Linked DNA regions of Homo sapiens: all the other regions are linked to region 2. Evidence: chromatin loops called from intact Hi-C (ENCODE). Cell type or tissue: Calu3. All regions are shown on one strand. Each heading gives the region's core, and the rest is flanking DNA. Links, peaks and the distances in the headings are about the cores only.

The links. Hi-C counts contacts between places; a loop is a spot of excess contacts. Peaks named below come from ENCODE experiments on the same cell type or tissue, not always from the same donor. Only the 100,000 strongest peaks of a DNase experiment are listed, where the experiment ranks them.
Region 1: a loop joins it to region 2, with 2.7 times the contacts of the local background. A loop is called at or near these places in 1 of 110 quality-filtered maps.
Region 3: a loop joins it to region 2, with 3 times the contacts of the local background. A loop is called at or near these places in 1 of 110 quality-filtered maps.

The regions. Positions count from the first base shown.
Region 1 is chr9:17,312,840-17,324,012 of GRCh38, reverse strand. The region is part of intron 8 of CNTLN (centlein); the gene reads right to left. Among named protein-coding and RNA genes, the nearest start is that of CNTLN, 180 kb to the right of the region's middle. RefSeq lists an enhancer at 1-1,811. In Calu3, for the core only: no CTCF peak of the experiment used is centred there; no DNase peak of the experiment used is centred there.
Region 2 is chr9:17,225,298-17,236,470 of GRCh38, reverse strand. CNTLN (centlein) reads right to left here. Exons shown (of 26, transcript NM_017738.4): 3 at 10,184-10,268; 4 at 679-813; 5 at 1-62. Among named protein-coding and RNA genes, the nearest start is that of CNTLN, 96 kb to the right of the region's middle. In Calu3, for the core only: no CTCF peak of the experiment used is centred there; DNase peaks (open chromatin) are centred at 5,600, 6,060 and 6,320.
Region 3 is chr9:17,113,034-17,124,206 of GRCh38, reverse strand. No RefSeq gene overlaps it. Among named protein-coding and RNA genes, the nearest start is that of CNTLN, 16 kb to the left of the region's middle. In Calu3, for the core only: no CTCF peak of the experiment used is centred there; no DNase peak of the experiment used is centred there.

The DNA.
Region 1 (11,173 bases), core at 1,743-9,742, 88 kb before region 2:
TCCATAATAGCCTGTAATTATTAAAAACTGACAAGAAAGCTACGCCACCTGTGTTTATGTGAAGCCAGGTAATGAAAAAAACAACAACGCTGTCATCACCTCTCAATTCCTGATTGCATTATCAAAACTGTAGCCGAGTTTGGCATCTGGGTGTGACCTTGTTAACTGCTAGGGTAATTAAATTTATTCTACTGGGAAAAAGGATGATAAATTATTAGCAAGAAGATTTTGTTCACATTTTATTAAATTGGCCTGTCAAAGGGTTGGCCAAATTATCAAGGGCCTCATTTATTGGAGACCAGCCATATTGCCACATCTGTTACAATTATTTATAATTTCAGCAGTTGAAAACCAACTGAGTTAGGCATCCGCCATGTAAAGTAATTTACAAATTATCTGATGAGGGAGTGTTTTAGCTTCTCCCTCATTTCTAGCCAGCAGAAAGCCGCGCTGTAATTACAGAACACGATTAGGTTCTTTGGGGAACTTATCTTGCACACATAGCCATAGTAAGATGCAGCAAGAACATATGGAGGAGCTTGTGCTTCTACTCCCTGAAGCTCGTGACCCGCCTGCCGCTGAGCCCTTGAGTTGAATTTGAATGAGAGTGCCATGGCTAATGTTCTACACATGCACCATTTATGCCACAAAACAAATCGGATCACTGTTAATTATGAAGCAGCTATAATCAGGCCTTCACATCTGTGTAATGTGAAGCGCAGTAGGCTGTATTCCAATAATGTATGACTACCTTTGGGTTGCAAATTGCGAGCCATATTGCCTCAGTAGTAGTTACTGAATTCAGAGTAACTCCTTTGATAAAAGCCCATCACATGGATATTTTTATCCAGCTTTATATGAAAAAAAAGCAAATCCACAAGCCTTTATCAGCTATTGACCAGAACAGTTAAAGCATATGGCATAAGTTCATTAATGAACAACACAGAGCACTCTAATTTAATGAAACCACTTGAGCCATAAAAATCAGATTTAGTTAATTCCCTCTTACCCATTTTTTCATATTTAGCCTAAACCTAGGATTCTATTTAATATTACAAGTTATCAAGGCATACATTTTTTACAAATTCATAAAGAATATAAAAAAGCTTGTGTTGTATTATTTTAAAAGGCAATCATAGGTTTTATATTTTACAAATTAATTTTCATCACAAATTTCATGTATGAAAGCATAAACTATTTGTTTTTTTAGAAAGTAAAGCCTAGCAGCTGTATTCTAACAAAAAATACTCTTTACTCCATGAGAAATTTTTCTGTGGAAAGGCAGCTAAACAAGCTGCACCCAGATGGCAAACCAGCTACAGTTTAATTAATCCACTAAAAGCCATTCAGATTTCAGTAAGGGTAATGTAATTTTGAATAATAGTAGGAAAAAAAAAATCACTAAACATTCTTAAGTTTTATTACAGCGGCAAGAGAAGTGCCACTATAGAGTAGTTAAAGTTGAGTTGCAGTTTCCATTAGATATGCTAAATTTCTAGATTTTAATATCTTGGGCTGTTTCATTCTGCTTGGAACTTAAAGTAAGCTTGAAATATCAGAATATCTATTGGCAGCCTTCTTTTTATAGCAGAAATGGTTTATTTTTCATGCAGGATAGTGGAGTTGAATGATAACAAGTTCAAATTTTGTGAATATAATACACAATGGCCTTTAGAAAAAAAGTTTATAGTTAAGACTTACAAAAGATAAAGACTTCAAATTTTTCTTTTAAATAAAAATGTCTTTCATTTATTAAGGCTAAAAATCATATCATAACATTATATTTTACTGCTAAGTTGTTCTCTCCTGAAAATTGATTAAATATCAAACTATCCAAAAATCATTTCCCATATATTTGTGTGGTCATATCTACATATACAACTGAATTAAAAATATAAATTACTGAATATAATTAAATCAAGCAACAAATTACAAGGCAGTTTTCATTTACAATAATGCTGAAGAATAAATCAAGTCAACTTTTCAAATTAAGTTTACACATATAAACTCGAAACTAATTAAGTATAAAAATACGATGATAAGCATAATATAAAAGTACTATCTTTGTGGCACCTTGACCTAATATATTGAAAGTTATTTTGATCCTGTACAGTAAGATACCTAGAGAAAGTATAAGATTGATATTCTTCCATGCTGAAAATGAGAAAAAAATGGAATAGAAACAATAATAAAGTAAAAATCATAAAAACCAAACAAAAGCAAACCAATTATTAACTCTGGCATAATATTTTGCAACTAAAGTATGACAAAAGTTACCAGCATTCTGAGCCCAAGTAAAGGTACTACAATCAGATCTTCTCCCTACCACCTGAAAAACCAGAATACTGTACTTTAGTTAATGCCAAATAGTCACTATCAATATCAGACCCTCTGGCAAGAAAATAAAGCTAACTACTACTGACATTTTTTCTCCACGTCACAATTAGATATACCCTTCCAAATGTTAATTCTTTACTGCTCTTACTTCCTACTTCCTACAATTGTTATGTCAAGGATTTTCATGTGTTCATTCAAAAAGCATTTATTGAACTTAAGACTGTCAATCACTGGAGAAGGCAGTGGGGAGAAAAGGATAAGGCATCAACTCTCCTTGCCCTCAAGGAGCTCAGAGTCCAGAGATGGAGATACACAAGGAAAACAATTAAGTTTAACATCTGCTAATGCAGAAAGAGGTACGTGGAGCTCAATCTTAAGAAAAAGTCTTCAAAAAAAGGTCTCAATTATCTTGGAACTGAATCTACAAGGTCTAGAAAGTATTAACAAAGTGGGCAAATAATATACTGTGACGAATATTGTATAGCACTCATTCCCTAACATATATTTAAAGGGTCATATGTATCTGTAAGCAAACAAGATAAAAATACAAGCTGACAGAATATTTACAAAAGAAAACTACATAAAAGTGAAAGTGAAAAACCTCACTAGTTTCCAAAGAGATAATAAAGGAATAAATTTGTTTTGAAAAACAAAAGGCTGTTTTTAAATTATAATAAATAATTGCAAGAATACAAAATGTGGGCAATCTCACATACTGTGAGAAGATAACTTGGTATAATCCTGCTGGAATGCAGTTTGGCAGGGAATATATATTCAAAAGCCTTAGGTTCATAATCTTTGACAAAGTAATTCTAGTGTTAATAATTCATCCTGAGGAAACAATCAGGGATCAGAATAAATATATATAAATGAGGCCAGACACGGTGGCTTGTGCCTGTAATCCCAGCGCTTTGGGAGGCTGAGGTGGGTGGATCACCTGAGATCAGGAGTTCGAGACCAGCCTGGCCAACGTTGTGAAACCCCGTGTCTACTAAAAATACAAAAACTAGCCAGGTGTGGAGGCTCGTGCCTGTAATCCCAGCTACCTGGGAGGCTGAGGCAGGAGAATCACTTGAACCCAGGAGGCGGAGGTTGCAGTGCACCAAGATCACGTCATTGCACTGCAGCCTGGGCTACAAGAGTGAAACTCCATCTCAAAAAAACAAACAAACAAACAAACAAAAGGCATTGGAATATATTATTTAAGAAAACATAGTTTTAAGAGGCAGGAATTCATAAACAAAAAATCCAACATGGTAGTTATCTTCATGGAAAAAAAAAGAAAGATGGAATCAGGAAAGAGTACATAGATATAATCAAGATTATTTGTGACAGTTGCTGGTGAGTATACAGACATTACATTTATTCTTCTAGAGGTTGCAAATATTTTGTAATAAAAATTATAAAAAGAGAGTAAGAACATAAGGGAAAACAGCTAAAGAAAATTCTCTTCAATTGAGGAAAGCAAGGAAGAGAGAGTAACTATGAAAAGAAATAAAAATCAACAAGACTGGTTAAAATTTGCAACTCATCTTGTGGTCTTGCCATTAGCCACATGGCATGTATCTCATTCACAGATAAATATAGTAAACCCTGGCTTTCTCTCTTGTCCTCTACTGCAAGATATTCCTCCAAGGCAAAAAACATTATTTCTGCATGAAAAAGATAAACAATCGCTTTGAGATAAGAATAGGCAGTCATTCAGAATTCAGCTAGTGAAGAGCAGGGTGCTTAGAAATCAAGGGTCACAGGTTTCAATCCCCTATGAACCAATTAGCTTTGCCCTTTTCTATGGCAAAGACTGTCAGCTCACCAATAATTTGGATTACAAGTTGAGATAGGAGAAAGGAAAGATAAATCCCCACCAATATAAGAAAAAAAAAATCTCAATTTACTAACAAGTCTCTTCCCTGTATAATAAATTAAGAGCTAACATTTATTACTCTAAATGCCCACCATTCATTGTCTTGTGTAATCTTAATGAAACTCTAATGAGGTAAGTACTATTATAATACCCATTTTATAAATGTTGAAACTGAGTTGACAGAGAAGTAACTTGCCCAAGGTCACACAATTAAGTGATCAAGTCTATGTTCCAAATCCATGCATTCAGACTCTAGAATCTATGTTTTTATCCATTACTCTGTAAATAACACCCCCAAAATCCTGCACAAAAAAGTCCCACTAGAAGTATTTACAAATTTACAGATAGAAAAAAATGAAATAAAACCTTTCTACCATTTCCCCTCGACTGTATATTTCACTTTCCACTTAGTCTCCTATTAATCATTAAAGTATGATCGCTAGACCAGCTCCATCAGCCTGACCTGGAACATGACAGAAATGCAGAATCTCAGGCCCCAGCCCAGACGTACTGAATTAGGATAATAACTACTCCCACCCTAGGATGCTTGGATGTAGATTACAAGAAGTACTTAGCCAGACTATCCTCACTCTCTAGGATACACCACAAACTTTCTCACCTCTGGGCCTATGCCAGTGCGCTTCTGACAAGAAACCAGAAAGCCCTTAACAAAATGACATACGTTGTTTTCTCTGTGAAAGCTTTGGTAATCCCTTCCTCTCCATAAACATGCTCCTTGAAAAGCTTCTTTCCACAGGTTCCTATTTGTTTCATACTTCAATTACAACACATTTTGTAACTATTTTCTATCTGCATTCCTATCTATAAGATTCATAGAAACATAAATGGTGTTGTTCAGTTTCGTATCCCCTGTAAAAATACAATGGGATTTTAATAAATATTGCCTACATAACTGAATAAATGAAGGTTTAATGGATGGATGGATGGATGGATGGATGGATGGATGGATGGAATAAAGGATGGATGAAGAGGTGAGTCTAGTTGGACTGAATACTAAAAAGAGAGTATTGACATGATAAAGTATATGTTACTAATGGGCAGAAATGTTAAGTCACACATTTCTCTTCATTACTACTTCCCTAATTCTGGGCTTCCACATCTCTCCTCTATCTAACTTCAGAGTCCTCCTACTGCTAGGAGAGCTGTGAGAATAATCTTTCTTGCCTCAAAAAATAGCAAATTCATTTGTCCAGGTGGTTAGATCTGAAAAGCATGAATTCATTTTTAATTCCTCCTTTCTTCTCATATTTCACATATAAGTCAATATCAAAGTTTATGCATTCTAACTTTGAATTATTTACAGGCTCTAACTCCTTTTTATAACATAGTCTAAGTACCCACTGAGTTCTGCCTGCACTATTACAATTGCCTGTTAAATTTGTCTCCCTCCTCTCTTCCTTGCCTTCCTATATTCTGTTTTCTGCAATGCATCCAGAGTGATCTTTTAAAAATATTCAGTTAGGGCCCGGCGCGGTGGCTCACGCCTGTAATCCCAGCACTTTGGGAGGCCGAGGCAGGCGGATCACGAGGTCAGGAAACCGAGACCATCTTGGCTAACACGGTGAAACCCCATCTCTACTAAAAATACAAAAAAAATTAGCCGGGCGTGGTGGTGGGCGCCTGTAGTCCCAGCTACTCAGCAGGCTGAGGCAGGAGAATAGCGTGAACCTGGGAGGCGGAGCTTGCAGTGAGCTGAGATTATGCCACTGGACTCCAGCCTGGGCGACAGAGTGAGACTCCTTCTCAAAAAAAAAAAAAAAAAGAAAAGAAAAAAAAAATTCAGTTAGATCTCACCACTCTTCTGAATAAGTCACCCCAATAGGTTCCATGTTGCTCTTCTACAAAAAACACACCAACGGCTTTCCATTTCACTCAGAGTAAAATCTATATCCTTATAGTAACTTAACAAGGCCCAAGGAGACCTGTCCCACATTTACCTCTCTGAGATCATGTTTCACTCCTCTCCCCATAGCTCTCAATCTAGCCACACTCGCCTCCTTACTAGGCAAGCTCCTGCTTCATGAGCTTTGCATTTGTTCTCTCTGTTTAGAATGCTCTTCATCAGATATCTAAATGATTCACTTCTTCTATATTTCTTTTCTAATGTCACCTAATCAGAATGATTTCTTCTGCCACCATACACAAAAAAGCCCTATCACTCTCCATCATGCTCCATCTCATGCTGTATTATTTTTCTCCATAGCACTTATTACCGTGTGTCATGTGCTTATCAGATGGTAACCCTCTGACCTGAATGTATGCTCCATGAGCACAAAGGCCTTGTTTTGTTCCCTAACAGCTCTTCATCACCAAGAATAGCACCTAACACATAGTAGAATATCAATAAATATTTGTGGAATATATATTTAGATATATTAATTGATGGAGAGTTGTAGTTAACAGTATGATTCCTGCATTTTACTATAAATTTTACAGAAAAATATACTTTCAAATTTTCTATTTATCTATTTACCTGTCTGTATCTTCCATATAACATGAGAGCCATTATTTAAACTGTCCATAAAATGTACGTATTTTGAGGTCACCTCACTAGCTACACAAAGATTCTTATTCAGAGAAACATGCTAAACAGTATCCATCTATTATTCATTCACACGATTTTCAAACTCCACATATGTATGACATATACAAAGGAACAATAATAAAATTACATCAGATTTCTCACCAAAAATTATGCAAACCCAATGATAACGACATGATATCTTCTCAACATTAAGAAAAAAAAAAAACACTTTTTTCTTCTGTCTGGTTTAAGACAATTGCATTTAAAAAATTATAAATCTGTACTGATGGGCATACAATATATAAAGATGTAATTTGTGACAATAAAAGCATAAAGGGCAGGGGGAGAAACAAACGTACACAGGAACAATGTTATGTATTGACATTAAGTTCACATGAATTTCTATGAGATTGCTGTAAATTGTTAGTTATAATCCCCCCCAGGGTAAGCACTAAGGAAATAACTGAAAAATATATAGTAAAAGAAAAACAAAGGGATTAAAATATCACACTAGAAAATATTACAAAAAAAGGCAGTAATAGAGGAAAAGAGGAACAAAACAGACATAACACATATTAAAAATAGCAAAATTGCAGATTTATATCTTACCTTACCAATACAGACAGCCCTTGACTTAAAATGGTTTACCTTATGATTTTTCAACTTTACAATGGTGTGAAAGCAATATGCATTCAGTACACTCCTTGACTTATGATATGGCTAAAACCAGATAAACCAATTATAAGCTGAAAATATTATGTCAAAAATGCACTTTCAACTTGCAATATTTTCAACTTACAATAGGTTTATCAGGACATAGCCCCATCCTAAGTTAAAGAGCATACATTAAGCCCTCAAATTATAGGTGGAATTTAAGACAGAATAAATTTTAAAATCATAATTCAACTATATGGTGTCTACAAGAGAAACGTTTTAGATTAAAAGGCACATATATTGAATGTAAAAGTATGGAAAACGATACAACATGCAAACAGTTACCAAAAGGAAGCTGTGGTGGCTATATTAATATCAGACAAAATAGACTTTAAGACAAAAATTGCCACTAAAGGTAAAGGACATTTTATAATGATAAAAGAATCGATTCATCAAAAAGAGATAACAATTATAAAAATACATGCACTTAACAAAAGAACCCCAAAATACATGAAGCAAAACCTGATAGAATTAAAGAGAAAAAAAGACAATTAAACAATAATGATGGGGAAAAAAACTAGACAGAAGATCAGCATGGAAACAGAAGACTGGAAGAACATTACAAGCCAATCAGACCTGAAAAAACAGAATAGAACAGAAAGGAGAAATAGACAAACCTACAAGTATGGTTGGAAAAATTCAACATCTCTCTTAGTAATTGATAGAATAGGTAGAGAAAATCTATACAGATAAAGACCTAAACAACAATATCAAGAAACTTGACCTAAATGACATTTATAGAATATTCTACCCACAAAAGTAGGATACATATTCTATTCAAGAATTCAATATAGATGGGTAAAACATCAGAGTAACCACAACAGAAAAGAGAATGTGTGAACTCAAGGAAACATCAAGGTTCAAGCAAACAGAAAAAAATCTTTGAAGATACAAAAAAGAGCTCAAAATATATATGGAATACAGTGAAAAGGTCTAATATGTGTGTAATTGGAATCTCACAAGGACAGGAGAGAAAGAATGTGCAGAAGTCATATTTGAAGACATTTTTACCACAAATTTTCTAAGAATGAAGAAAACCAAAGCCACAGGCCATGGCTGACAAAAGCTTTAAAAACTGAAAAACCAGGAAAAGGAGAAACACTACCACATTGAAATCATATAAAAACTGCTAGAAACCAAAAATAAAGAGAAGCTATAAAAAGTAAACACAAAAAGGACACACTACTGTTAAAGTTGCAACAATAAGAGACATGCCTTCTCAATACAAAATACAAAAAACAACATATATCATCTTTAAAATAAAGACAGAAAAGATGGTGCAAATCAACAGTTCTATCCATCTAAAAAATACTGTTCAGAAATAAAGGCAAAAGAAAGACATTATCCAAAAAATACAAAATGAGAGAATTCACTGTGAGATGATGCCCAATAAAATAAATACTAAAAGGAGTGCTTAAGGCAAAAGGCAAAAGATCCTAGTGGGAAATACAGAATTGCACAAAAGAATAAAGGGATTAAAAAGTGTAAAAATTCTAAATGAAATTGATTTTTTACAACAATAATATTTTATGGGGTAAAATAGATGTATAATTAAAATGCAAGACAATAACAATAATTGGTGATAAGATCAACAAGTTATAGTCTATTAAGTTCACTGCATTGTATAGAAAATGATTTAAAAAATCAGTTAAAATAGTCTTTAAAAAGTCAAAGATTGGGAAGTTCCATTTACAATAATGACAGAGTAGATCCTATCAGAATAAATCTACCACACACGACCATTTAAACTCCAAGCAAATTATAAACAACTACCTGAAGGTAACAGAGAATGATCAAATGTAGGCAGAATCTAGATAAGAACTGATAGTTGGAAAATGGAACAGCATTGGCTAAGTTACCCATTCTGATGAATTTTTACCTTAGCAAGGCCCACAACAGAAATAACGTTAGGAGACTAAAATTCCAACAGAAACTTTGGAAGTTCAGTCATACCTCTGCAGCTACAAATTGAGGGGAAAAGTTCCAGAAAAGAGAGAGTCAAAACTATGAACTCATAAATGAACTGTTCATGCACTAAGCAGACCTCTAAGCAATCTGAATAAGGTTAAGATAACCGAAAAGCAATTCACTGCCACCCACCTGTTGGGACGCAGGGCTTGGAATTTAAATCTGACCTAATTAAAATTCTGATTCATATATTTATTTCAACACTTCCATGAGTAATACAACAGAAACCAGAGTCTCTATAACATATATTTTACAATATACACCATATAATTCCAAGTTAGAAGAAACAATGTATGACCCATATTCAAAAGAAAAGGGAAAACAATAGTGATCAAACCAAAGAAGACCCAATAGAGAAGGAAAATACGGATTTTAAAGGAGCTATTTTAACTACTATAACAAGGACTTATATTTGCAGAATAATTCACATAAAAGACTTAAGAGCAAGTTGGGCATAACAGAAATTTCAGTTAAACTGAATATAAAGTAATAGAAACTATCTAATCTGAATAATATAGATATAAAACAATTTTTAAATAATTAACAGAGCTGGCCGGGCACAGTGGCTCACGCCTGTAATCCTAGCACTTCAGGAGGCCAAGGCAGGCAGATCACCTAAGGTCAGGAGTTTGAGACCAGCCGGGCATGTGCTGAATGCCACTTGGAAGGCTGAGGCAGGTGAATCACTTGAACCCAGGAGGCAGAGATTGCAGTGAGCAGAGATCATGCCACTGCACTCCAGCCTGGGCAACACAGAGAGACTCTGTATCAAAAAAAATAAAAATTTACAGAGCTTTACTAATCTGTGGACCAACACTGAAAAATCTAACATAAGGGAAATGGTAATCTCAAAAGGAGAAAAGAAAGAACAGGAAACAAAAATATTTGCGAAAATAACATCAAAATTTTTTTCCAATTTGGTTTAAAAATTATGAAAATCAAGAAGCTCAGCAAACCACAAGATGGATTACTATAATGAAAATCAAGCTTGGGAACATCATAGTTTAAATGCTAAGAGTCAAAAGTTAAAATCTTGGGGAAAAAAGGAAAGCCGGACAAAACTGACACATTACGTTTAAGTGAATAATGAAATGAGTTCCACTGAATTACCATCAGAAACTGTGGGTCTAGAGGATAGAAGAGTAAAACTTTTAGATTAAAAAAAAAGCCAGTTAATTAATCCAAAAGGAAGGAAGAAAAAGAGAGGCAGAGAAACGAAAAACAGGATGAACAGAAAACAAATGATAATATGGTACACCTAAACCCAATCATATTATAATTATGTTACAATTCAATGGATTAACACTGCAATGAAAAGGAAGAAATTGTCAGAATGGATTATAAACAACAGGATCCGAATATATACGCTTTAAATATACAGTAACCTATGTGCTGAAATTAAAAGAATGAGAAAGTTATACTATGCAAAATATAACCATTAAAGGGAAGAATTGGCTATACTGACATCATAAAGGTACATTTCAAGCCAACAAAATATTATAGTTAAAAATGACATTTTATAATGAGAAAGGGTTCCATTTATCAGAAAGACATAACAATCATAAATATGCATACAACTAATAAAACAGCTTTAAAACCCATGAAGCAAAAATTGAGAAAACTCAAAGGAGAAACAAAAATCTACAATTATGTGAGAGATTTTAACACTCCTTTCTAAAGCAATTGATAGAAAAACTAAACACAATCATTAAAGACATAAAAGATCTGAATACTATCAAGTGCAA
Region 2 (11,173 bases), core at 2,204-10,203:
TCCAGATTTTTTATAACTAGTCTGTTTTGCTCTTCTTTGTTCTGTACACACTCCTTAGTGTCCTGTAGAACAGTACCACAAGGGCAAATAAATAAAACAAAACGAAACAAAAAACCCAAAAAATGGTGAGCACTAATCAGCAAATACAAACTGTGCAGTTTTACCCTCACAGAAGCTTCTTCTATATTTGATAGCCAAGGTCACCTGTGTACTTTTATTGGCCTCTTTTCATGCAGGTGGATGGGTCATATTTTTTCACTGGATGACAGCTTTGATGAGTACACATTTGCAAAGAGCCCATTAATTGATCAAGCTGCCTTTGATGCTGTCCCCAGCTATTTTTGAGACCCATACAGACATATCCTCCCAGACCTGGGTTTTATCAATTAATAATGCCAGTCCCATCAGAATCTAATTACAAGAAGCCACATATTCACACTCCTACTTTCTTAGCTCCATTTCCATCATTAACTATTTATCTAAAAGTTATAAAGCTTGGAGTTCTGGCTTTAAAGCATCTTTATCAGAGTTTTTGCATGTGAGAAAACTGTATGGTACAGGAGGGCCTAAGGCAATTTTTCCTCCAAATCTGTCACTTTCTGTGCCACAAAGGCTAACAAAGCTTAAAGCAGAACTTCAAAGCAACAGTCCCACAAAACTATGTACAAGTCAACACACCTTAATTTCTTGACTTTTATCTTTAAATTTCTTCTCCAAGTCACTGAATTCTTTCCTTAAGAAAGCATTTTCTTCATCTACTGCAATTTTCCGTTTTACAAGGTCATTTATTTCCTGTTTCAGTACTGACTCTCTCTGTGGAAAAAAATTTAAATTACTGGTGAGCTTTTATTTCTAAGAAAAACAGTATTTTATTTTAAAGGTTTTACATTTTGATTTGCTAATGTGATGATTAAATAGCTTTCATAATAATGTCTGTCACCACAATTCTCATCTCCTGTAACATGCCCATGAATTTTTAACTAAAATGTGCAAGTACAGGGCCTATTTATGTTGAAGAACACATAAAAACTGGATATTAAATATTAAATCATACTCAGAAAGCAAATTTTCAAAATTTAGGTGTGTAACAGGAGAAAAACAAGATTTTACGAACCATTCTAATTAAAGAAAATATATTTATAGCTAACATAATTCCTTATTCTTTTATTTGAATGTCATTTAGAAGGAACTTTTCTGATAAACTATGATTTTGTAAAAGCATAAATCACTTTAAAATTTTTAAAATGGCAAGTTTATTTTAGTACTAATAATATCTTGCTCTGTAGACAGAATATTTAGAATGTTAAGGCTGCCAAAATTTTTAACCGAACATTCTTCTCACCTGTGAGATACCTAAATTACACCTACGAGGTGGATGTACCCCAGACTCAATTTTTAGCTTTCCTTGTTTCTCTGTACATCTTTTCTCTCAGAAAATGTAGCACCTCTCTTGGCTGCTGATCTTTCCTCTGTCTGAAAGACTATCTAATCTATAATCCAGCCCTCACCTTCCCAATCACCAATCTCATATTTCCAGCTATACAAGACCTCTCCCTTTGGATTGTCTACTATCTCAAACTAACTTACTAAAAATGAAATCCATATCCTGATACTATCTCTTTCCTAAACTTCTTCAACTTTTATCAATCCATCCATTCTTTCAACTAATATTTATTAAACACATAGTATCTAGCCTCACACAATTATTGGAAGCCTCCAAGTCAGACTCAATAACACCTTCTGTCTGTCAACCAAGAAAGAGACACATCAAGATAGAAACACCTTTTTTTTTTAAGTAATATGCTCAGTTGACCTTTATTCCATTTCTGATCTATCACTGGTGCTGATCCCTAAATATCGATTTATTTTATACTCTCACATTTCTTCCTTATCAAATTGTCTCCAAAGGACTTGGGAATAAACTGAAAATGAGAGGAAGATCCAGGATTATGATGAAAAGTGGATTTTAGGAATAAAGTGAAAATATATCCAATATTCTATTTTATTTAGTTAGTTTTTTTTGAGAGACAGGTCTCGCTCTGTCATGTCACCCACTCTGGAGTGCAGTGGCACAATCATGGCTCACGGCAGCCTCGAACTCCTGGACTCAAGGGATCCTCCCACCTCAGCTTCCCAAGTAGCAAGGACCATAGGTATGTGCCACCAACCCAGCTAATTTTTAATTTTCTTTGTAGAAATGAGGTCTCACTATGTTACCTTCTCAAACTCCTGGACTCAACTAATCTTCCCAGCTTGGCCCCGCTGAGATAACAGGTGTGAGCCACCGTGCCCAACCCCAATACTCTAATTTTTAAAAGTGTAATATTAATTATTGATTTTATTTTACTTATAGTTAAAAAATAATTTAGACGCTGAATACATACAAAAATAATCTGTGATCAGTGTGTAAATAATTTTTTAAAAAAATAAGTAAAAGGAGAGGTCCTGTACGTAACCAACATTCAGCTAGGAAACACAACTGTACCATTATCTTTGATATCTCATAAATGACCCTTTATCCTCTAGTACCTCTTATTCCCTCCAAGGGTAAGCATTATCCTGAAACCCTGATTCTTATCTTTGCCTTGCTTTTCTTTATAGTTCAAAGACAGATATATGTCCCTATTTAATATGCTGTATAGTTTTGCTTACTTCTGAACTTAAATCATATTACACATATTACATAGCTTGCTATTTTTGCTCAACATATGTTCCCAAATTTATTCATAATAATGAATGTAACTAGATCAATTTCTTGATGTACAGTATTAGTCCATCAGATAACTATGCTATATTTATCCATCTTTTATCAGTGTGTATTTCAGCTGTTTCCCATTTGAGGTAAAGGGGTATACAAACAATACTGCTATGAACACTCTTCAGCATGACTGCAAATATTCATGACCAAGAATTTCTCCCAAGCAGTGTTTTTCAAACTGCAGACTGCAATCTAGTAATGGGTCATTAAATCGATTTAGTTACAATAAGTGGCATTTTTTTAAACGGATTATAATACAATAGAAAATATCAAGGTAATAGGCACACATTCTTAGCAATGAAACTACAGTTAAAGGAATAAACTTATAAAACAGACATGCTTCATAAATTATTTTCTAAATTTTTATCATGTTTAAGATTTTTATTGTATTTAAATATTAGTAAATTCACATTTGATATAAACATTTTCATATATTTACCTTAATTATATGTAGTAAAAATAACTTATACGAAACTTACTTCATGTGTGTATAATGGGTCATGAAGTAAAATGTACTTCAGCGTGGGGATCATACTAACAAAAGTTTGAAGAACACTTCTCTGGATTATATCCACTTAAAAGTGAAATTGCTAAGTCAAAGACTATTTGCATTTCAAGAGTTTTCATTATTCTACCTCCATACCAACACTTAACTCTCAGGGTTGGAAATTTTTTTAAATCCAGTAAGTACAAATAGCATCTCAGTTTTTAACTTTTCTGTTCTATTTTAATTATTAGGCCATATCAAAATGTGCCTGACATCAATCAAATAACATAAAAATAGATGCATAAAAATGGCTCCTCCACAATTTACAATCAATTTTTCTACTCTCAGCTAAGTCTTATGCCCCTTTAAGACTCGACTTCCACCTCCTCAATAAAAGCTTCCCTTACTATCTCAGTATTTTGTAATTCTTGCCATTTCTAAATTTTTGTATTATCTATATTATACATTTGATACACAACAAACTACCGAGTGTTGCTAATAATCTATCTACTCATAATATCTCCCAAACTAGACTGTTAAGTGTTTACAGATGAAATTGACACTAAATAATAAATTCAATAATATAAGCATTAAAACTGTTTGTAAAATACCCATAAGCCTATCCTTTGAAGGAGAAATGACAAAATTTGAGCATATCTTGTCTATTCTGAAATTAGTTAAACTCTAGGAAGAACCAAATGACAAGTTTTAAAAGAGTTTTCCCATTAAAGTAAACTAAACAGGCACTGACAATATAAATGATACCAATAGAGAGTCCTTTCATGAGAATTATTTAATAATTTAGATTTTGGCATTTGAGTGAACTTATAATAGTAATTCAAAAGGACAAACACAGACTCAATCTGTAAATTAAAAAGCATAATAAAATTTAAAAAATTGGTTAACCAAAATTATTATATTCCGATAATTAGTTTAATATTAAATTGCATAATATAGTTACTTATATCACAAAATCATTAAAGAAAATAAGTTAGACAAAGATTCTCTCCCAACACAAGAGCACTGATAAACTCTAAAAGTGTAAAAGTTTGTATAAATCAACATATTTTCCTAATAAAATATACCCTCTATAAATAATGAAAGCACAGACATATACAGTTAAAGTTCATTTTAAAATTAAGCTTTATTAATATTTTTCAACAAATCTTTCTGAATAGAGGCAGGTAAATTCTTAATAGCCTGGCTTGAGTTAATATTAAAACAGCAAACAGAATTCAGAGGAACCATAAAGCAATAAGGGATGACAAGAGAGAGAATGTCTGGAACAAATAATTTATTACAGATAAGCCATGAAATGAATGAATAATTCAAATAATGGTCAAGAGAAGTCTACAGAGTAACAAGAGAATAATAGTGAGTATGAAGCAGGCATAAAAATGGGTGGGGGGTAGGGAAGGGGCATAAGGCCCAAACCCCAAACTCTATTAGGCAATACTTGAGCATAGTTAATTTATTATTTATACTGACCTATTTTCAAAATGGACATGAAACTTTTAACAAAAAACAAACAAAGCAGTAATTAAACCACAATAACTAAAGCAATGATAAGTGGAGAAAAAGGAAGGGATAAAAGAAGTAATTGCAATTATGAAACAAAACTTCTGAGCTTCCTAGAAGGTAAGGAAAAAATGAAATATAATGTTAAAGAGCAATTATCATCTAATTAAATACAATTTACTAGGTTATCATAAGTCATGCTATCAAAGCACAATACTAGAAGGGAAATGTATTAACATTGTTTTATAACAGTGACAAAGCTAAAACATAGTCTTACCCAAAAAAAGGCAATTCTTTATACTAATAATTATTAGATTGCACCCTAGGAAAGTTTTTCTGCAAACAGCTAAAAAAAAACTGTGTGTGTGTGTAACTTTCTAGTAATTTCACTAGATACAGAAGTAAGAGTTAAATAAGCTGAAGGATTTGTCATTCTAATTCTTACTCTATCTCATAGCTATAAATCTTGAACATTAGGAGCTATTTAATATTTTTCAGTGGAACAACAACAATTCAATGGAGGGGGCTTCTGGTTTCCAGTCCAGCATATAAGGAACTTGGCAGTCATCTTTCTCATTTACACAATAAGAAAAAACGCTGAACAAACTGAAAATCAACAACTCTTTTCAGATCCATCAGAGAATTGAGACTATCCAGCAAACCAACGCTCCCAAAATTGAAGAGACAGACATGAAAATAGAGAGAATAACAACTTAATGGAACAGATGCCCAGGAGAAAAAACTTCCACAGGAGCCAGCACCAGGGTGGAAAAACTTATTCTGTAATTAATGAATTACTGGAAGATCAATATGGACAAGTCTGAGAGTTTAAAACTCAAGGATGGCTCAGTCATGCTTGGGGGAAGGGGGCAAGCAGTACTCAGAGGAACCATAAAACAATAAGAGGTGACACATTTTCATAAGTTTAACCTACTGGACCCCTGTCATGTTGTCACAGGGAAGATCACACAATTATTCCTTCCTGTTTCCAGTATGTGGAGGGAGAAAGTAACCATCTTTAAACACACTCAGAGTATTCTTTTCTTCTTACCAAGGCCTGCCATCAAGAAAAACTATTTTACCAGAGCCCAGACTCATGGGGTTTTACCTGAGCCTAACTAACCAACTTGGAAAAGGGAAATACCCAACTCTAGCACCTTCTAGCCTTCCTGTCTCTCCTAAGGGGGTAAGGGGAGGGGGGAAACAAACAAACAAAAAACTAAGAAGCACTTTTGAAGGTCACAGTCCAGAAGCACAGCTCACCATGAAAAAAACCCAAACATAACACTACAGACCGCTTCCTCTCCTCCCCCAACACCCCACCACCACATCAATGGGACTATTGTATAATTAATAGGTTTGACCAAACAAAGCAGTTTAAATAGCAACTATTAAATTAAATTGCCTCTGTAGGTAGCTAACTGTAACCTAACAACATGTAAACACAACCCTACTTGAGAGTATATTTTTGTATAGTAGCCGAGTCTCAGCCAATCACAGCAGCCAAGCATTCAGCCAATCACAAGTGCAAATTGCCAAAACATGTCCAAATAAGGCAAACACCAAACTGTAACCAATCTGGCTATTTCTGTGTGTCACTTCCATTGTCTGGCTGTACACAGTCCCAGCCCACACTGCGGAGCAGAGCTCTATGAACCACTTTTGGTCCTGAGTGTTACCCAATTCGTGAATTTTTTTCAGCTCAATTAAACTCCATTGAATTTAATTTGTCTAAGGTTTTTCTTTTTAAGAAAACTGAATTATGCATATCAAGGATATTTATAAAATCTCTACAAAAATTCAAATAAAAGGCACGGATACCAGAGTTCTGCCTCTAACTCATACCACAGCGAACAGTGGAGACAGCCTAATATCTAGCCAGATAAACATAAAACCTATTTACCCCAGCTGTTTTTACCCATTTGGTTAATTTTATATGTCAGTTTGGCTAGGCTACCCATGGTACACACGTTCTTATCTAACACCAGTCTAGATGTTATTGTGAAAGTATTCTTTAGATGTGGTTAACATTTAAATTAATGGACTTTGAGAAAAGCAGATTACCCTTCATAATGTGGGCTGGCCTCATCCAATCAGTTGAAGGCCCCAAGAAAATACTATGATCCCCAGAGGAGGAAGAAATTCTACCTCCAGGCTACCTTAGGATTTGCAATGTAACATAAACTGTTCCCTAGGTCTCCATTCTGCCAGGCTGCCCTGCAGAGTTACTTGCCAGCCCACGACTGCGTGAGCTATTACTTAAAACAAATCAGTCAATCAATCAATCCATCCCACTATCTCCCCACCCCATAATGTCACATTTCTTCATTCCTTTCCATTACTTTGTCAGAATTCAATGATCTCTTAAAATTTCATATGCCATCCCTGTTGTATTGCTTTCTAAAATTCATTTTAAAACTTCATGACTGCTAAATGTAATGTCTTTTTCAAAAACCCACTCCATTTTTTGCAGCATTTTACGACAATGACAACATTTTGCTTCTTGAAACTCTCTCTTCTCAATTCATGAGATATTGCATTGTACTCTCTCCTTACTTCTATAAAGTCTTTTCACCTCTTTCACTACAATTTTTCCTTCCTCATTAAAAATATCAGTAAATATCTTGTTCTCAAAATTCTCACTGCTTAAAGTCTTCCCTCTAACTAAACTATTAAATACCCACATCTCCAGGTCAAAACTCCTTCATCAGATTCATGCTTCCAACAGTTTGCTAAAAATCTCTAAATGGAATTCCTATCAGCATCTCAAACACAAACTTTCTAAGAGGAGCTCAAAACCTTACCTTCAAAACAATTTATACTTCCTGAAAATAAGCCTATTTTTGATAATAACGCCACTGTTCTCCTGGTTTCTCTAAGCTGAAAACCTAAGAGTCATTTTCAGAATTACTATCAAGTCCTTATGGTTCCATTTACATACCTTTAATTCCTGCCAACCTAATAATTCAGGTCCATGTCAGTGGACCTGACTATGAAATAACTATTAATAATTACGTACTGGGTATACAGTCGTCTGTATGAGACTAAAGAGTGGATGAAAGAGAAACAGACTCTGCCCTCATAGAAACAAAGTAGTGTAGGAGAATATGGCAATTTCCACCTTACTTCTATCATCACCTAATCATCAAAGAGATTTAAAAAGCGTTAAAGGCAAGAAATGTAACTCTGAATATTCTACAACACCATCACAGGATAATATATACATTTAATACATTATCTTGTTGCACCTAACTGAAAATATACTTTGTAGAAAGTTATAATCATCATTGCACAAAAATGAAATGATTAATCCTAAGAAATTTGGGTCCCTACAAAGCAAATAATTTCTATTATGAGAGTTTAATATGTTATATATAAGCTATGTGATTCCACTCAAAAGATAAATAATGAAACAATCCCTACTCAAGGATGCAGAAGTAGACAAAGAATTTAGCAAAGAAAAGGGGAAAATATATTTTCATTTACAAAAGGCAACATTTTCTAAGGGTGTGCTATGGTTATCCAAAGCTGGTAAACCAAAGAGCATTCACTAAAGCATTGCAAACTTAATGCCTAAGGATATTAAAGATTTTCCTGCTCTAACAGAATAGAGGTGTAATTGAGGAAGGGACCGCTAAACTTGTATCTACATTTTCTCAAATCGCCTGAATCTTGGGGTGGCCAAATTTTTTTCCAGTAAAATGTAAATACAAATGATGTCTGCCATGTCTGGCTCATAAGGTTGTACTTGTCAAGCAGCTTAGCCTAATCCAATTAATATACCAGGCACATGACAACATTTACCTATTTTAGAGTACATTTTAATGTTGTTTGATACTTGGGTGGTAAATACAAATGTTTCTTTCCAGAACAAATTTACTAAAATGTTATTCTTAACATTTTATCATCATAGTACCAATTATGACATTTTCTATAAGAAAAACTCAACTTTGGAAAACGTGTAAATTTCAAATTTCTAAGTTTATTGGAATCAATATTCCTTTTTAGAAAGAACAGATAGAAATGTAGGGAATGGAACTTTTAGTCTTTTCATAAAACAACTTTATAACAATAACTGATCCTAGATCAAAGTTCTCATGAACCTTTAATTGGTTAGAAAGGAAAATAAATTCAAAAGTCAAAAGAACATGGTTGCCAAAAAGGTACCTCCCAAGAAAAATTATAATTTATTTACTCCGTAATGAGCTTGAGTATAAAATGAATTTAAATATTATATAACGATATTAGCCACTCTTAAATTTCTTTCACTTCTTTTTTGAAATGTTTGTATCTTGAAAATTGTTCCAGGAAGCATGACCACATGCACTTTTGCAGTGATTACATACTGATTATATAATCACACGTAATTTTACATATTACATATACATATAATTATATGTAATTGTATAATTTACTGATTATACATAAAAGATAGGACTGTACTTGATATAGTTTGAATATCTGTCCCTGCCCAAATCTCACATTGAATTGTAATCCCCAAAGCTGAAAGTGGGGGCTGGTGAGGGGTGTTTGGGTCATGAGGGTGGATCCCTCATGGCTTGGTGCTGATTTTGCATAGGGAGTGAGTTTTCATGAGCTCTCGTTGTTTAAAAGTGTGTGGCATACACCCAGTAATGGGATGGCTGGGTCAAATGGTTATTCTAGTTCTAGATCACCGATGAATCGCCACACTATGGCACATGTATACCTATGTAACAAACCTGCACGTTGTGCACATGTACCCTAGAACTTAAAGTATAAAAAAATATATATATAAAAATTAAAAAAATTAAAAAAAAGTCTGTGGCACCTCCCTCACCATGCCCTGTCTCTCTCTCTTGCTCCTGCTATAACCATATGAAGTGTCACATGCTTTGCCTTCTGACATGAGGCCTTCCCAGAAGCAGATGTTGCTATGCATCCTGTACTGTCTGCAGAACCATAAGCCAATGAAACCTCTTTCTTATTAATTACCCAGTTTCAAGTATTTATTTGTAACAGTGGAAGAACAGCCTAATATAGTACTAACACAAAAATACAAGTTTTAAGTGTAAATAATAGGATCTCAATTTTTATCTTTTCTACAAATAAAACCATCTGAAAATTTACAAGTTTCAGAAGTAAATGATAACTGCTAATAATGTCAAAATTCAACAAAATAAAGAATAATAGCTAGATACTATTATAAAACTGTAACATTAGATGAAGAGTTATAATCTATTAATTCAGAAAACAAAAGGGTACAAGAGAAGTATTAATGATGAAGAATAATCTTACTAGTGACTTCAAAATAGTAATGCTTTAACATAAGGACCCTGATATTCTCAATAAACACTATTGCAAAAAAATAAAAATAATTTTGAAGATCTACTACCCAAAACAAATATAGTTAATTTAAATATTTTTATTATAACACCAACCTGTTCAAATTCTTGTATTTTGGCATCCTTGACTTGCAGAATTTCTAGAACTTTTCTGTCTTTAGCTTCAGATTTCTGTTTTTCTCTAGATATAAAATATAGAGAGTTTATTAGTCATAACTGGTAGCTAATACTTTAAATTTTCATATCCCAAATATTAATATCACTTTAAAATATAGAAAATTAAATCATCTTGAGTTGACCACATGGCAAGTGACAGCAACTTACAACTGCTGAAAACTAAGACAACTTCATACTAAAAGAACAGTTTCATTTCTAGATTTAGGTATATGATAAAAATTACATAAAACATAGTTTAACCTTGATTGCAATAACCATACTGTCATCGCTTTGAAAATAATTACAATTAAGTAAACATGTTCTTGTTAATTTAAGCTTTCATATACACAATTATATTAAGGATAAAATTTACCATTTTTTAAGAGTCTCAAAAGAGAGAGTGACAGAGATTTACTTATAGTCGATACCCTATAACTAGAATTTTTTGATTTCTGACACCTTCCTATACATTTCTAGTCTCTGAGAATACTATTAACTAAACTAAATGGTAGTTGTACAATCAAAGCATAGTTCTCTGGGAAACAGAAAATCACAATACTTGTAAAGAATGACTATCTTCTAAAACAAATATAGCTTTTAAACAAATATAGCTTTATAAAGCAAAGGAGGAAAAGGGAAAGGAAGGAACAAAGGTCTGAAGAGACTGTATAATCAGGCTGACACCAGTCAATTTATATTATAAATAAGGGGAAATTGATTGGACACTGATTTACATTTTTTAAAAGGTCACAAATAAAATACATGGTATTCATAGAAAAACATAAATAATTAAACAGACAAATCTATATCTGTGAGAATCACAAATTAAACAAAAATAGAAAACTATAAATGGGGATGAAGCTACTATTTGCTGTCCCCCAGAGCCAGATGCAGGCTGAGGTGGAAAGGAGCTTGACTTCTGGGGTTAAT
Region 3 (11,173 bases), core at 2,218-10,217, 110 kb after region 2:
ACTGTGCAGGGTCAGTTCTCAGCCATAGACAAAGCTGCCATGGAAGCAATGACAGTTGGAAATTAGAACTTTCAAAATAGGAACATCTCCAGACCTCTTCTCCTCTTGCTGTTGGAATCATAATGAGCCTCTTTAGTCAGAATTAGACTCTAGACAACAGAAGGGGGAAGCTTCAAAACAGAGAATGAGCATCTTGTTAATTGTGCTGATGGGGTCTTGAATATTTACTTTGATTATCATAAGGATAAGTGACCATATTTGTACTCCAAAAGGATGAGGTGCTTCATACTAAATATATAAATGTAGAAGGTTACATTTATCCTTTTTAAAGCTATCGAGGCAGTGTGATGTAGTAGTAGGTAAGAGCCTAAATCTGAATTTGAAGCATGGACTCATGACTTATCTATTATTTAACATTTTGAACATTACCTAACCTAAAAATAAGGATTAAAACAAGCTTAATGGGGCATTATGGATCAAAAGCAACAAAGTCAGTAAATACTGTTTTATTGTTTCCCTGTTTCATAGCAGATGCTCAATAAATATTAGCTATAATTAAATTCTTATTAAGCATTATTAAGCTAGCTATCGTGCTAGCTTGTTATTTGATAAATGTCATCATTCTATGTTCTTATATAAATATATTTTTAAAATTTTCACAGAACAGTCTGTAAGACACATTAATCGCTCCCTTTCCTGAACTCACCTACCCATTCCTACCCAATTATAGTTCTTGATTGCATTATAGATATTTCATATGCCTTAATCTTACCTCCTTAACTAAACTGTAATTTCTTTGAAGATGAGGATCAGGTCTCAGTCTCCTTTTAAAATGTCCTATCACATTTTCAACAGTATTAGAAATACAGAAGCTAAGAAATATGTACTTATTAATTCGAAGATGGTCCTAAACAGAATGGGCACATAGGTATTGATTATTTTCTCTTTTTGGTTTACTGGTCCCTAGAAATATAACACATATACACAAGCAAAACTACGACATCTGTATACCATAATTCCCTGTGAATCCAGTTCCTTTTGTTTAAAATGAACAGACTAGGTCAGGCAATCCTTTGAGTCCTTTTCTGACCTAAAAATCACTAATATCATTAAATAAAAAACAACTGCATTTCTAAGAAATTTCCAAAGATAATGAATAATCCATTCATTAATTTATTCAACAAACACTTTTTTAAGGCCTACTATGTGCCAGGCACTCTTCTAGGTGCTGCAGAAACAGCAGTGAAGAAAACATCTCTAACCTCTTGTAGTCTATGTTCCAAAGGATTTGTTTCATTAAAATCTTGACCAAGGTAATTTTGAAATCAGGAGGAAGACAAATAAAGGCCATATATCGGCTGGGCACGGTGGCTCACGCCTGTAATCCCAGCACTCTGGGAGGCTGAGGCGGGCGGATCACGAGGTCAGGAGATCAAGACCATCCTGGCTAACACTGTGAAACCCTGTCTCTACTAAAAGTACAAAAAATTAGCCAGGCGTAGTGGTGGGCGCCTGTAGTCCCAGCTACTCAGGAGGCAGAACCCGGGAGGCGGAGCTTGCAGTGAGCTGAGATCGCGCCACTGCACTCCAGGCTGGGCAACACAAACACAGCGAGACTCCGTCTCAAAAAAAAAAAAAAAAAAAAAAAAAAAAAAAAAAAAAGGCCATATATCAGGGTTTCGGTCTTTAGAAAGAAATCTTCAACTATAATATCTTTTTCTCATTTTATTCTAAAAGAAAGAAATCAGGATGCCAAGCCAACCTGTATATTTTCTATTCAATTATCAAAATATGAAAGTCAGAAGTAGGAAGACTCCCTCCATTCACTCCACATATCAGTATCTGTCCACTTTGCCTTAAATATTTTGCCCACTACTCACACTTCCCATCTATTCCTACTACCTCTGCCCCAGTTCAGACCTTCATTCATTCTAACCTAGATTACTAAAATAGTCTTGTTCTCACCCAACTGAACTACTACAGCCAATCCTTGCTTAACTAAGCACAGCTCTCAGCATGGCACTCTGCAAAACAGAGACTGATCCAGGTTGGCTGTGTCCCCACCCAAATCTCATCTTGAATTTTAGTTCCCATAATCCCCACGTGTTGTGGGAGGGACCTGGTGGGAGGTAATTGAATCATGGGGGCAGTTTCTCCCATGCTGTTCTTGTGATAGCGAGTGAGTTCTCACGAGATTTGATGGTTTTATAAGCATCTGGCATTTCCCCTGCTAGCACTCATTCTCTCCCCTGCCACCCCGTGAAGAGGTGCCTTGTGCCATGATTGTAAGTTTCCTGAGGCCTTCCCAGCCATGCAGAACTGTGAGTCAATTGAACCTCTTTTCTTTATAAATTATCCAGTCTCAGGTATTTCTTCACAGCAGCATAAGAACGACTAATACAGAAACCTTCTGTGGTTCCTTGTTGCCTTCATAACAAAATCCAATTATTTAAACTAGTATGTCAGGCCTTCTACTACTTTCTGACTCAACACTGTTTTTTAATATTATTTACACCTACTTTCTCTTCCATACTCTATGCTGCAACCAAAATAAACCACTTACTTTACAGCCCTACCCTCTACCCTACATGGCCATTACTTCTGATCTCTGGGATTCTGTTCCTTCCATCTGGAATTTCTGCCCTTCCCCAATAGATGCATGCGACTTCTACTTACTAGTAGCTTAAACACATAGGTGTTTATTTTCTCACCTTACAAGAAGCCCAGATTTAGGGAATCCACACTACTCAACATCACAAAGAACACCGGCTGGCTCCTTCTAAATTCCTACTCCACTGAACTGAGCAAATGACTTCCATCTTAATGAAAAAAAGTTGTTATAACTGTTAGGATTACACCTTCATGACTGGCTAAACAAAGGGGAAGAGGAAGGGCATGTACTCATATCATAAAAGCAAAAGCTTTCCCCAAATTCTCTAGATTTCCACTTATATCTCACTGACCAAACTACATTATCGGGCCACACCTAATTGAAAGAGAGATGGAAAAGCAAGTTTTTTTTAAGTGAACACATTATGATCCCAAACAAAAATTAGTGTTCTCTTAATAAGAAAGAGGAAGACAGGCCATATTAGCAAGATAGCCTAAAGTGTCTGCTACAGTTGGAAACCAATAGTATCAAACACACACAGTCAGATAAATTTTACTTAAAATTCTTCTAATTCATGATTTTGCCTCCATCTTTCCCACACTAAACAAACAATAAAAGCAGGGGCAGTTCACTCTTTCAAATCACAGCTCCCATGTTGTTCTGGCCATAGCCTTGCTTTCCCATTACTCCATTTTTCCTGCCCTTCCCACTTAATCAGGTAGGAGCAACCACTCTTTCTTACAGTGTTAGTGATGTTGGGGAGAGAAGCAGAGGGTACTGGGAAAGGAAACTGAAGGGCTAGCATGGGGCATGGCTCTGGATGCCAAGCTTATAAAGTATGAACTCTAATTCTGGTGTAACTTATTACATTTTCTTTAAACACACAGAATTAGAAAAATGTAAAATTCTTTTTCATACCAAACCCTACTATCACTGCAATTGCTGGAAGCATCTTTCCCTGTTCCATATTTGAGAAGCTAGGCTCCTGGTTTTTGGAGATGGAAATCAAGAAAGAGTTTATTTTTTGGGAACTATTTTTTTTTACTGTGGTAGGATACATATCTAATATAAAATTCACAATTTTAACCGTTTTTAAGTGTGCAACTCAGTAGTATTAAATATATCCACAATATTGTGTAGCCATCACCAGGATCAATTTCCAGAACTTTTTCATCATTCCAAATAGAAACTCTCTATCCATTAAACATTAACTCTCCATTACCCTCTTTCTCCAACCCCTACTGTTTTATACTTACTGCCCCTTTGAATTTGTCTATTCCAGGTACCTTATGTTTGAAGAATTATGAAATATTTGTCTTTTGATGTATGATGTATTTCACTTGGCATAATATTTTCAAAGTTCATCCACATTGTAGCATGCATCAGAATTTCAATCTTTTATAAGGTTGAATAACATTTCATTATCTTATACACTACATTTTCTCTGTCCACTCACCTGCTGATGGACATTTGGGTTGTTTTCATCTTTTGCCTATTGCATATAATGCTGCTATGAACATTGGTGTTTAAGTAGCTGTTTCAGCCTCTGCTTTTAATTATTTTGGGAGAAACTATATTTTAAACAATGTTGAAATTGTGGTTAAAATAAATTAGGTATTGTGAAGGTTAATACTGAGTGTCAACTTGACTGGTTTGAAGGATGCAAAATATTGATCCTCGGTGTGTCTGTGAGGGTGTTGCCAAAGGAGATTAGCATTTGAGTCAGTGGGCTGGGAAAGGCAGACCCACCCTTACTCTGGGTGGGCACTACCTAATCAGCTGCCAGCGTGACCAGAATATAAAGCAGGCAGAAAAACGTGAAAAGACTAAATGGGCCTAGCTTCCCAGTCTCATCTTTGTCCTCTGCTGGATGCTTCCTGCCCTGGAATATCGAACTCCAAGTTCTTCAGTTTTGAGACCCAGACTGGCTTTTCTTGCTGCTCAGCTTGCAGAAGCCTAGTGTGGGACCTTGTGATCATGTGAGTTAATACTTAATAAACTCCACTTTATATATCTATATCTATCTATATCTATATCTATAATTTTTAGATATATATCTATAAATTATAGATATATAATTATTTATAGATATCTATCTATAATTATAGATAGATATCTATATTTATAGACAGATATCTATCTATACATAGATAATAGACATATATAGATATATAGATATATATCTATAAATAATAGATATCCATAATAGCTAGATGTCTATAAGTTATAGATATATAATATATATTATATATATTATATATTATATATATATTATATATATCTGTTATTTATATATATCTGTTATTTATAGATATATATCTATCTATTATAGATATCTATTATTTATAGATATATATCTATTATAGATATCTATTATTTATAGATATATATTATATATATATTATATATATTATAATATATATATTATATATATATAATATATATTATATATATTATATATTATATATATATTATATATATCTGTTATTTATATATCTGTTATTTATAGATATATATCTATCTATTATAGATATCTATTATTTATAGATATATATCTATTATAGATATCTATTATTTATAGATATATATCTACATATCTGTATATATCTATATATCTATAGCTATTATTTATAGATATATCTACATCTATAGATTCATAGATATATCTATAGATAGATATAGATATAGATAGATAGATCTCCTATTTGTTCTGTCCCTTTAGAGAACCCTAATACAGATATATTATGTATCCATGAGATTTTGTGGGTCAAACTAAAAAATTACTAATGATTTGTAACACGTTTCGATTACAAAAAACATGTAATACGTTTCATTGAATTCTAAGCTTTAGAAAGCAAATTTAAAAGAAACATATTGTAGGTAACATGTAAGTTGGCAACTGATGTATATCTCCTATGAAATAACTTAAAATTTATCTGTAAACTGAAATATGATTCATTGACATTTCTTGGTTCTTTGACCTCCCAGAAACAGACATGATTCCTGGGCTAAGCAGTGTCATAGGGAACTGGGTTACTGTTAACCAGCCCCCACTAACAAAAATGAAATGGGATCAAGGCCAAGTGTTGGGGCCTGTGGCTTCTGTGACAGGAGCGGTCTCCTGCTGTCTCCCTAGAAACAATTGGGTAGATACTTGTAATTTAGGATTCCTGGAACAGTATGGAAATGTAAAATGATATGGATGCAATGAATAGAATGAGCAGAGATATATAAATATGAAGAGCTTGAAGACCATTTAATTTTAGAGGCCTTACCACATCAAACATACAAAATGCATTAGATCGCACATTAAAATGTTTAAGATAGCTAGGAAAGGATTAAGATGAAGCTAAGTGGTTAGTCGTATTTATGAACACTTAATTAGATATATATTACTTTTTATTTTGCCACTTTTTAGTATTTCAAGGCCAATAAATTATTTTTCAGGTCTCAAATATTTTCATAGGCCCTTAAATATGCACAGGCCATAATCATATGTGTAATTGGCTCCATAGTAATTCTTGATCTCAAAATAGTTCTCATTTTCACCATCTTAGGACACTTGCTTCTGACCGTATAACTGACCATAACTAATTTTTCAACAGTAATGCAGTAACCAGAATAAAAAACAAACAAAAATAATATATATTACCTCTACAATTTCTGGTTATAAAATAAAATGTTTCCCAGAGTCGATGTACCATAACACCAGCTAAGCACTAGTAATCAGAAATTTCTAGAATCAAGAGCAACAATCTTTCAGAAACAAGCTGCCAAGTTCCTGACTCCTGTCAGCTTCTCAAAATAGGAAAATGCTGTAGTAAAAAGCAAGCATTGAAACAAATACTCTCCCTACTTCCATATACCCACATACAATTAAAGACACTCTGGGAATAACAAAGTCTTCTGTTAAAATTCAAAGCTAACTCCCCTTTTAAATTTCTTAAGCATCCACAGTGAATTACTTTAATAGCATAATAAAATTACTTTCTACCTAATATACAATCGTGGCTTCCAGTTGGATGTTCCCTTGAAAACTAGAGATGTGTTTATTTTGGGATTAGCCTTTCATGCCTCTAAGCCTTGGCACGAGCAATTTCTACCTTCCTGGTAGATTTTTTCACCACTTCTTTAGCTAATAAAATGCCTACCCATTCTTTAAAGCCCAATTTAAATGTCGTTGTTTCTGCAGGCCCTTTCTGGCTCCTAGAGGTTCCCAGAGCCATACTTTATTCCCCACACTCTCAGGACTCACCACATTTTACCTAATTTATAAGTGAGTATGTGTTAGTACGTCTGCTCTCTACCACTAGACTTTCAGCTCTGGAAAGCAAGGCACTTGCTGTGGTCACATCTGTATTACCATGCATCTAGTACACTTAAATTAATATATCAAGGGATAATTTTCTCTATGATACACACTCTATGCTTTGCATAGTGTAGCAATTTTTCTATTAATTTAACCCGGAAAATGAGAAACTGTTTTGACCATCTGTTCTCCCACTTTGTGATGAAACAACATTTTTGAGTATGATTTTGGTTAGCTTTCTCATTCTTTTGTAACAGCAAATTGTTGGTCTTTTTCTTTTCCACTTGTCTCAAAGTTTCCATCACCTCGTGGAGATCATTACAAACAGTGCTTCAACTGTATCATAAAAAGCTGCTAACATAGCCAAAAGTTTTTCCACTTTCAGATTTCTGGGATGGTGTTTTGGGAGAAAATGTAGCTAGGTGAGTGTAGCTACGTGAGAGCAAGAGGAAGAGGGAGAAAAGTTGATAGAGTGTTATTGGCCTTCTGAGGAAGCTGGTTTATGATGCTCAAAGATCACTCATTGTGTTGTTGATTTCTTAGGGAATAATCAACATTAACTCTCTATTATTATGGCCCTTCAGCTATAAAAATTAAGTAAATTTCATGCACAGAATTTCCCTATTTAGATAGGAGGAAACTATTCATCGATAAAGATGAGAAAAACTTTCTAGTTTACTACTTCCGGTGAATCCCAGATTCACAGATAATTACTCCCATAAGGACTAACTACTATAATTATATTAGTGCCCTCTGCTGTACATGTGTAAAATTACAGAAAATTACGTGTTCTTTCAAGATTTGTCTAGACATTCTCGGCTTTGGCATTTTCCAGAAGCAAGTCTTTAACAGCATCCTTATTTAATTTCAGCTGAATAAACTTTTATCATGTTGGGTGAAACTTTACCTCTCATAATTACTGTCTAGCCCAAACAAAATAACAGTGTATAAGAGGCAGTCATTATAGGCCTATCGTCATGCTAGGGAAAACATTAATTAAATGTTTGTGAAATAATGGAAATTACTTCATGGCATGGCAATTATTTGAAAGTCTGCCCTTCTTTTATAATAATTATGTGCTGATCACTTTCTCTTGGACTTCCCTTTTCTATATCCTCCTGTGTTTATTTAAGTCGGAGTCAATTCAGAGCCTCATAAAATTTTTACTTGCCATGACATTCAATAATTATTTTGTATGACATTTGTTTTATGCCATTTGATTTGTTTCTGTGGTCTAAATTAAAAATTTCTGCTTCTGTCTGAATTGTATTAACTGAAAATAATATTAAGAGGCTGAGGCCATAACTGTAAGTAGTCCTCTGTCAACCACTTATTTTTTTTGTTTATCTCTCATTCCAGGTTATGAAATTTTAAGCATCTCACTTACCTTTAATAATCATTCTACATCTTCAGAACAGCAAATTTATTTCAGATTTACATGCTATATCTTTATTTTGTGCATTTTATCTCTATGTATGAAGAAAATATATAAAATAGCATAATTTAAAATGGAAACAAGAATTTATTTATACATATAGATTTTGGTAATAACCTGTGAGTCTCGGAAATGACCGTTTTGGGTTTATTTCTTGCCATCTTTTTTTTTTTTTTTTTTTTGAGACGGATTCTCGCTCTGTCACCAGGCTGAAATGCAGTGATCTCGGCTCACTGCAACCTCCACCTCCTGGGTTCAAGTGATTCTCCTGCCTCAGCCTCCCAAGCAGCTGGGACTACAGGTGCACGCCACCATTCCCAGCTAATTTTTGTATTTTTAATACAGAAGGGGTTTTGCCATGTTGGCCAGGATGATCTCCATCTCTTGACTTCCTGATCCGCCCACCTTGGGCTCCCAAAGTGCTGGGATTAAAGGCGTGAGCCACCACACCTGGCCTATTTCTTGCCATCTTCTTGTAAACTTCCCCCCCATCTAAATCACTATACTTAGTTCATATTTATACATTTGTTTAGAGCAGCTTTAGAAAATGTGTAAATCTGTTATTAACCAAATATCTTTATTTACTATTAAGAACTATATATATATATGATATATAAATGTAGCTTAAGAAGTAATTTTTTGGTAGATGTTAATTTTCCAAGGAAAAGTATGACATTTGTCAAAACTAGAAAGAGACATTTTAAAATTACAGTAAATTAAAATGTACAAATAAAACCACAAGACAATGGAAAAAGAGTTTCAAACTTTAATGGAATTTAAAGTGGATTAATTTCCCAACTTGGGAAAAATCAGAGAAATTTTCAGGTGTAGCTGAGAGCACAATGACAATCAAAAATGAAAGGGAACTAAGGTAAAGATAAGGAGTAATATTGGAAAAAATATACCTAATATAGGTATTTTTAGGAAATATAGGAAAAACTTAAAATGATAGGTTCCATTATCCAGCTAAGAGTTTTTACTCTGAATATAATTTTCTGTTTTGAATGCTTCAATCTAGAGGCAAATAACTAAACAGAAGGAATAAATATCACAAATGCTGATATATAATATTTACTGTTTTTGTTTTTATTTTTGTTTTTATTTTTTTGAGACGGGGTTTCACTCTTGTTGCCCAGGCTGGAGTGCAATGGTGCCATCTTGGCTCCCTGCAACCTCCACCTCCCGGGTTCAGGCAGTTCTCCTGCCTCAACCTCCCGAGTAGCTGGGATTACAGGCATGCGCCACCACGCCCAGCTAATTTTGTATTTTTAGTAGAGACGGGGTTTCTCCCCATTGGTCAGGCTGGTCTCAAACTCCCAACCTCAGGTGATCCACCCGCCTCAGCCTCCCAAAGTGCTGGGATTACAGGCATGAGTCACCACACCCAGCCCAGATTTATTGTTTTTCATTTCACCACATTGGATGCTGTTTGACAGGAAGAGGCATAATATATTTAGTCATAGTAAACATATATGCATGTTGTATTAAAAGAGTATTTTGTATTTTTTGGTTTTTTAGAAATGTATTAAAATAGTTTGTTTCAGTCAGGAAAGGGGGAACTCATAAAGTGCTACATGTGACCTGACACTTTGAACAGTGGTGTCATGTAACAGCCCACTGCTCTCCCTAGCTCACTGCTGACACTCCGGTTTTCTAGGATGAAAGTTTGTCCCCGAAAGTCTGGAAATTAATTTATACTGCATGGGGAGATATGTAAGATGGCTGATGCTCCAATTTCTGACTTTATTTCGAAGAAAAATGTATTCTTAAAACAGAAACAGTCTTTAAGTTGCTGACAATAAATGGCTGCTATGAAATTTGAAATATTAAGCCCCCCTTGAGAAAGCAAGCTTATTTTTTTAAACAAAGACAAAATTATCTCCCTATAATTTACTAGGAATGATGTGTTTTTATATTCAATACATATTGAATAACTTCAACAAAAAAATTAACAAGACACTTAAAATGTTATATAAAATGATCAGATAAATTAATTATTCTAGAAGTGAAATAATGGTTAGAAATGTCCTTATTTTACAGGTAAAGACAGTTTACAAATACCAAAAGCATATGAAAGCAGAAATAGCTAGATGCTTATACAAACACCCACTCTCACCTTTTCTTTAGAAACAAAACACAGATATATGTGAATGTGTGTATATACAGGTGCATGGTTACATTTAAGTGTGCAGGCAATATGGCCAGATAAAGGACTGTATTATGCAACCTTCCCTGAAAGTAGGTTCTATCCCATGACTAAGTTCAGCCAATAGAGAGATAATTAGGTTATTAGATAATCTAATAAGATTAGAATGATTTTTAGTCGCAGGAAACCCATTTTAAATAAAAACACTCAGCTTGGCTAAAAGCTAAATAATAGAAAAGGACATACCATGCAAATACTAACCAAAAGAATGCTAGAATTGTCATATTAATATCAAAAAAAGTAGAATTCCAATGAAGGAAAGTTACCAAGGACCAAGAGGGACATTGTATAATGGTTAAAAGTGCCAATCTACCAAAAATACATAGCTATACTAAATTGGTATGCACCCAACAAAATATTGTGACAATACTAAAGCAAAAATTATAGAGGTAAAGGTAGAAATACAAAAATAATAGTGTAATTGGAGATTTCAACAGTCTTCTGTCAGTAATCATTAGAACAACTAGGCAGGAATCAGGAAGGATATATAATACCTGAAAATCACTATCAACCAAATTAACTTAAATGCCATTTTTAGACCACCTGACCCAATGAAAGCAGAATAAACATTGTTTTCAAGTGCACATGAAACATTCACAAATACCAACTGTG